3 separate regions of the Mus musculus genome follow, and all the other regions are linked to region 1. Evidence: chromatin loops called from intact Hi-C (ENCODE). Cell type or tissue: gastrocnemius. All regions are shown on one strand.

Region 1 (2,500 bases):
ACTATGTAAGATGCATGAGGACAGTGGCTGTGAATATCATGGCATCACTGTCTCCTTGATGCCTAACCACAGCTCATTCAGAATTCACACTTGCTAACTGACTGTGCATACAAGTGTAAACTAACTGTGAATGCAATGGTAAGTGATAGCATGAATATGGACAGGCTATACATTGGTGAAATGTTTAGGATTCTGGCCTACAGACTTGCTTCTGGAAAAGAGATTTTCTTTTTTAGTTTAAATGCCCTGAATTGTATGTAGCCACATTGGCACCTTTCAAAAGGTAAAGGATTCTTAGACTGTAAGCGTATATACAGTCAGAAAAACTTTCTCCAGCCTCACTGGATTTATAGGGTGAGAAGAGTTATGTGAATCTAGGCCAGAGGCCAAAGTTCCTCATTTCTTCCATCACTGGCAAATTAGGGCCTCAACAAGATATGAATACGTCTGACTTATAAAAATCTGCCCTTGAAATACCAACAGCCCAGAGTCTCTGCTTGCTCTGTTTTCTTCCCACAAGGTCCATGGCATCTGGCTGCTTCAGGCACAGGTCAGTCTCTTGATACAGGTACTTCCAGTATTACTCCACAAAGTCTGTCTCTGCTACTTTCTAGCTGTGTGGCCTCAGCTGGCTGGCGTTACCCTTTAGTGACAAGATGAAGCAGTGAGGACTTCTGATGTCCACCTCAGCTTGAGTGTCAAGAAAACTGAGATCTAATTCAGAGAGAAACCTTAGCTGGCATTGTGATTTATTAGTGGACACATCTGCGAGAGGAAATTTCTCCATCCTTCTAGAAAGCGAGTCTCATTTTCACGTTAGAGCACCAAGGGCAGAGGCTGTATTTTTCTCTGCCCCTATGATGCTTGGACAGTCAAACCCTCAACGAATGTCCTTTAGAGAGGGAGCTTTGTCTGTCTTAAGGTGCCAAGGTCTTGTCTACCGAAGACCCTGTAGGGACTGTCTGTCCCCTGGTGTCCTCTAGATGGCAAGCTCAGTCCAACTTTGGAGTAGTCAGTGCCTCAGGCTGGGCAATACCCTGTCACAGAGTCCTTTATTGGGAATCCAGTTTCATCCAACGCACAATCTTCAGAATGGCTTCAAGGCTCTGCAAATTTTAGGTATGCAGGTTGGATTCCTTCCTTTGCAGGGAGATGATGGGTGTGGCTCTATAAATCTCCCACCTCCCTGATAGAGATATCTGGTAAGAGACAGATTGGATGAAAGACATTGATGACAGCCTCATATGGACTTTCTCAGTTAAATCTCACCACAGCCTACAAAATAACTGGTGGAACTATTTTTCCTCTAGCAGTCACATTCATGTACGTGATCAAACAGCTATTTCTGCACAGCTGGCTTGCTATGCCACACTCACAAAGGTGTAAGTCTCTTGCCCCAGACAATTTCTGTCTTCTTAGTGTTTTACTCAAGAAGAGCAAAGGTCAAAAAAAAAAAAATCAAGGGGGACTATGATCATCTTAATTAATTTTTTTTAACATGTGAGATAATATGGAGGGGATAGTCAGCTTGAGTCAGTGGGGCTGCACTAGTCTGAGCAGTGAGGACCAGAGCCTGAAAGTTTTAACAGAATGGGGTTTTATGTGTCAATGGAATTCTGTCTCAGCTTCCAGAGAGTCTGGTTCACAAGACACAGTCCACGGCAGACATTATAGATGCTTTCTGGCTTGCGAAATGCTTGTCTGCAATTTCTCCAGAAGCAGACTACTACTCTCTTTCTCTCTCCCACATAGTTGAGAGTTGGCTCGTCCTTTCTGGAGAAAAGTAACTGGGGAAACCCATCAATCTTATATTTATACCATTCAATATACATTCATATCCATTTAGATCTATTTAACCTTAATTTCTCTTAAAATATTCCTTATACCCTTTTACATATTTTAAATCCATTCTGACAATGTGCATCTTCAGAACATTAGTTTACAATATATATCTTACTTTCTTTTTGTTTCAGTCTATGCTTTTCCTTGATATTTTATCTAATTCTTTCTTTTGCTTCAAGGATTCTGGAATTCTGAGCTCAGGTCCTCCTGTATATGCAGCAAGCATTTTACTCATTGAGCCATTTCTCCAGCCCTTCTATTTGAAAATTGTATTACTTTTTTCTCTTATGAAATTGTTTATTTTGTTATACATTTTATTTTATGTATGGAATAAAGATACCAATGCTTGGGCCATTTGATAAGCAGGATTTGTAAATTGTTCCCTAAAATTTCTTCTACATATCCATCAAATATATATTCTATGTATAAACCCTCCCTCGTAGTGTAAGCTCTAGTTGTATTGGGGATACCACCCTATAAATGGTTATTCTACTTAACAATCAGGATAAGATAGCTACTTTGTATGGCAAAAATCTTGTATAGCAGACTGAATAGAGATTCTCTTGCTGACTTTGGAGAAATAAGATGTCAATTTGTGAGAGTGCCACATGGAAGGTCAAGGTGTGGTCTCAAAGAGATGAGCAGCCAAGTAGAAGAT
Region 2 (2,500 bases), 600 kb after region 1:
CACTCTTTTTTTTTCATATTAATGTATTTACTCATGGTCCTAGGATGGCTGGGTAACTGAGCTCACACCGATGTTTCAGTCAACAATGAAAATCAGGTTTGAATATGTTGAAAGAGGGGAGCTAAAAGCTAACATTTCTTTTCCTGTAGTGTAAATCTTTCTATAAACCCAGTAAGAACAAGTCTGGTTGTGTTTCTTTAAACAAAAGTATCATGTGAACATCTATTTCTAAATAGTCAAGGGAAACAAGCATTAGGAATGAGGGTTGGGTCACCAACAAACAGGTTCTAGTACTGAGTTCACATGACCACGTGATAATGCCTTTCAGCATCACTTTGTGCTGCCTACCAAAGGAAAGTAATGAACAATACTTTATAAACTTCTGAATTGGAAAAGCAAACCTCCTACCGGTGCCCTTAGCAACCATCTTCCCATGCTTGTAGCTTCTACAGGAGGCTTTCCTAAGTCAGTTTTAATGTTCCTACTACCCTGAAATTTGAGCACCGGAATGTGCTTGTCACCTTGAAATTGAAGACAGAGTGGAATACGGAGTGCCAGATCTTCTCCTATGAGGGCTTTCCATGAATTTTCTGGATCCCGTTAAGATCTTCCGAGGTAAATACTCAGTGCGGCTTAACTGGGCTTGAGTTCAGGCTTGTGTCGGAATTCAGCACACCATTCCTGCCACTGCTGAGCATGGCACAGATTCCCCGGGTGGAAAGTCATGCTCTGGAAATAGGTTAGAGCTTTTTAACAGGTCATTTGCCGTTCATATCAGGTCACAAGTATATGGCTCACAGTTCCAGATTAATGTCACCTATATCAGTTCAGTGACCTGAGAAAGATACTCCCCACCCCCCGCGCCCCCTGTTCCCCCGCCCTCCCTCCCTCCCCCCGCTTGGTTTATCTGGCTTCTACTGCATGGCACACCCACATCTATGCAAGATGGAGCTGTTCCCGTTTGACAGTGGCAGAAGGTGCTTTTCTTGCAGGATTTCTAGGTCAAAGGCTAAAGGAGGACTTGGAGGGTTCAGTCTGAAGTATCTGCTGTTGTCCTACAACAAACTCTTACCATGAGGAGGCAGCATAACACAGACATAAGTGTAGGTTGGGTTGGCCTTGATTCTAGACCAGCACCCCTAAACATCCAAGCCTTAGCTCTGCTACCTAAGCTCTGTGAAGTCCCGTGATTGCCTTGAAAATTAAATAAGGCCAGACCTTTTAAGCTCTTGGCAAAGTAGGTGATTTGTGTTTGTTATCGCTGTACTGAGGCCCTTGCTTTTAGTAATGTTACTGTTTTAGAAAGTAAGTCTGGAGTTTCTTCTCACTTTAAAAAACAAAAAAACAAAAACAAAAGCAAAACGCCGGGTGTGGTGGCACACGCCTTTAATCCCAGCACTCGGGAGGCCGAGGCAGGCCGCGGATCTCTGAGTTCGAGGCCAGCCTGGTCTACAGAGTGAGTTCCAGGACAGCCAGCCAGGGCTACACAGAGAAACCCTGTCTCGAAAAACAAAACAAAACAAAACAAACAAACAAACCCCCCCCCCAAAAAAAAAACAAAAAACAAAAAAAAAAAAAAACAAAACCAAAAAACCAAACCCCAAAACAACAACAACAGCAACAACAACAACAACAACAAAAAACCCGAAACAACAACAACAAAAACAAAAAAACTTTCAAAAGACCCAATATGTCCCTAAGGCAAACTTGAGGCCCATGTATATGTACTATAGAGTTAACATATCTAAATTACTGGAATCATTAGGAATGGTGGTCTGAATTAGGACAACTTTACAATAAGCTACTATATCTGCGAATATTCATTCATATTGGAAAACATCAATAACCTATCATCTCTGTTCTCACATGGCCCAGGAGTGGAGGAAGCACCCAGAAGACATGGCCTCAAAACCAACACCACTTCATGTCCTATGTATTTCTTGGCTAACACCATCCTTCAGACTGAGATTAATAGAATAGGAACTAGCAAGGGTTTGGGTACCACAGCACTTTATGCTAGTTGACAGTCTCATTCTACCTATACTAGCCCTGACAACTCACAGTTCCTGATATAGGTACTGTTATTCTCTCCATCATATACTTAAAGAGGTGTAGGCTAAGCTTGCTATGAAGGGACTTCCAATGGACAAAAGGCCTCTGTCAGCAATACTGAGCTCTGGATTCATGTGGGGATACTATACACTGATTTTCTTTCCTCACTTTATTGCTTTCTGAATAGAGGAGAAAAGGTGGCCAGGACACTGAGGTATAAAGTAGAAATGTATAGTTGTAAGTTGATATAGTTCATGTGAGGGTAGATGACAAGGCATCAGTATAGACCACAAAAGTATACACATTCAAACCCTTTACATGACAATTAGAATAAATGAAGCTTCTGTCACAGAGGACCCCTGTCCTCTTCCTTCTGTTTCAGCACCCAAAACCACCTAGAATTCCAGTTCCAGGGAATCTGATGCCGCCTTCTGGTCTCCACTGGCAC
Region 3 (2,500 bases), 590 kb after region 1:
ATATTCATCTTTCGGTAAGACTTAAACTATAGATGTAATTGCACATGAAACATTGACTCAGCTCCTTGGAAGACAAGGAAAAACTTTTATTTAATCAGAGTAGCTTCCACAAGAAGATAAATTTAACACCTAGCATATTGGTGGGCAAGTACTGGCACAGATAAAATAGATTATTTATTATAAATACTTGTGTTTATGTCTTGTTTGGCCAAGTACTATGATCTTAATTGTGCCTTATTTTCATGCTTTAGCGGTCATGCTGATTGTAAATGAGAAAAGCTTATATTAAGCTATTCTTACTGATTTTATATAACTTTGTCATCTCTTCCTTGTTATCAAGCATGGCTAGAATAACTGTTCTAAAATTTTGGACTGATTAATGACTGCAGTAAATGGTCATAATCTGGTTTTACAGTAGATGGTCAAATAAATATAATTATTTAGACAAAGCCTTATGAAGCCACACTTCCTTTCCTGAAAATGACTGGAATTTGCCATCTCTTGTAGCTCCATTCATCTGGTAATACCATCTGAGAAAAAAAAAAAAACAAAAAACAAAAATAAAAACAAAACAGACACCACCAAGGGAATTTGATTGGCAACAAAGAAAGGCTGAGACCTCATCTTTCACTGCCACAAGAGCATGTGCGTTGTGACATTATGTTAATACAATTTAAAGACACAAACCCAACATTTGTTCAGGTGTGAGATAGGAAATCATTGCTTGGGTTTTAGCCAACTGACAAAAGGCAAATTCTGTAAGAAGAAAAAAAAAAATCTTTCAAATACAAATGCTGGATGTCAGTCCCTTTAACACCAGATGAGAGTGGTCCAGAAAGGCTTGTAATAACCAGTGACAGATCACCCAGAAGCTGGAGTTCAGTCTTCATGCTAGGATCTGTGAGGAGTCACCCACTCATTGTGAGAACGCGAATGACATGCTCAGATCTGTTTCTTAAAAATGTCATTCTAACAACACTGGAGGGGATGTGCAAGGGGACACTGGAGATGGGAGTGCTGATCGACAGAAAACAAAAAGCCAAACAAGGCCCCAAATATATTAAAGAATTGAAATGTGCAGGATTTTCACACTGTTCAAAGATGGAGGTTGGTAATTGAAAAAGCAAAAAACAAAAATCAGAGCCTTTGGGTGATTTCAGGCATTTAACGGGGCAGCTAAGTGAATAAATTTAGCCTTTTATACAAAGGTATAGAATTTGAACTAGGAAGATATCTCTGTCTGGTAACTGATTTCAATCCCAAGAACTCATAGAAAAAAACAAGACATCATGGCTCATGGTTATTACCCCAGTTCCAGGCAGATACAAACAAGGTGCATCCCTGAGGCTTGTTACCCAGCAAGCCTGTCCAATTGGCTTCATGCCAGTGAGAGACCTGTCTCAAACAAAAATTAACAGGCAGACTCTCCAATGACACAAGTGGTTGTCATCTGGTTCCACATGTATCTGGACACAACACACACACACACACACACACACACACACACACACACACACACACACAGAGAGAGAGAGAGAGAGAGAGAGAGAGAGAGAGAGAGAGAGAGAGAGAGAGAGAGAGTGTGTGTTAAATGAGGAGAGGATCCTATTCACAGGAGTTGGATCAGAAAACTAAGTCTGTCCTATGTGTCATGGATTGAAGGCAAAAATATGTAGCTGTCAAGAAAATTCTAATAGTCTTGATTCAGATTGGGGTGAGACTCAAGGCTGCTAGAAACTAGGAAAAATCTAAATTAGGACTCTTACCTGTGGCAAAGAAGAGGGTCTGTGAAGGTGGACGAGCAAACATGGCTAGAAAAGTCACAGATAATGAATAATATAGTATGCTAGGTATAAACTTTAAAAGAGATTACTTAAGAAAGAAGGGGTTGGCAGTTGTAAATGCTGAAGAGACAACAAATAAGATATAAAAAGAAGTAATTTGCTTCTTCTTTGGTGTTCTCAATCTTAGTTCAGGGCAATTCCATTTACAGGACCTCCTGAACTAACGCCTTCTTCAAGTTCTTTATTCCAATCACATCCATTATATAAGCAATTAGAACATCTTGTTTCTCCTATCTGCAATTGATACCCAGAACTCATCTATGTTCTACCAGCTTTCACTCTATGATCCCTTGCATACTCCAGCATGTCTCCTGGACCACTGTGGTCATCAACTAGATGGCTTGCAGCACCCATTCTGACTCTGCTGTAGTCTGTACTTTATTGGGCAGTCATAGCAATCCTTGAAAAGGTGAAGCTTAGCATATTATACCATTTCCTGAAACACCAAGAGCTTTGTACCATTCTTAGAATCAATTTAACAATTCTTCCTGCAAATATTGGCATTGTAAACTTCTCCAGCCCTAGTGATCCCTCAAACTCCTTTTCTATCATTATTATCCTTGATGTCTCTATTCCATCCACCTATCTGCTCTCTTTAATACCCTACTCACCTTCCTGCACCAAGCTTTGAGCTTATATTTCTTTATGCACTGCTC

Evidence for each region. Hi-C counts contacts between places; a loop is a spot of excess contacts. Peaks named below come from ENCODE experiments on the same cell type or tissue, not always from the same donor. Only the 100,000 strongest peaks of a DNase experiment are listed, where the experiment ranks them.
Region 2: it touches region 1 in a loop (4-fold over the local background); 2 of 42 quality-filtered maps call a loop at or near these places.
Region 3: a loop joins it to region 1, with 5 times the contacts of the local background. A loop is called at or near these places in 2 of 42 quality-filtered maps.

The regions. Positions count from the first base shown.
Region 1 is chr15:63,600,239-63,602,738 of GRCm38, reverse strand. No RefSeq gene overlaps it. Among named protein-coding and RNA genes, the nearest start is that of 4930449C09Rik, 120 kb to the left of the region's middle. In gastrocnemius, a CTCF peak has its summit at 977; a DNase peak (open chromatin) is centred at 993.
Region 2 is chr15:63,005,225-63,007,724 of GRCm38, reverse strand. No RefSeq gene overlaps it. Among named protein-coding and RNA genes, the nearest start is that of Gm30113, 52 kb to the right of the region's middle. In gastrocnemius, a CTCF peak has its summit at 1,081; no DNase peak of the experiment used is centred here; H3K27ac peaks cover 1,415 bases.
Region 3 is chr15:63,015,198-63,017,697 of GRCm38, reverse strand. No RefSeq gene overlaps it. Among named protein-coding and RNA genes, the nearest start is that of Gm41334, 54 kb to the left of the region's middle. In gastrocnemius, no CTCF peak of the experiment used is centred here; a DNase peak (open chromatin) is centred at 1,379.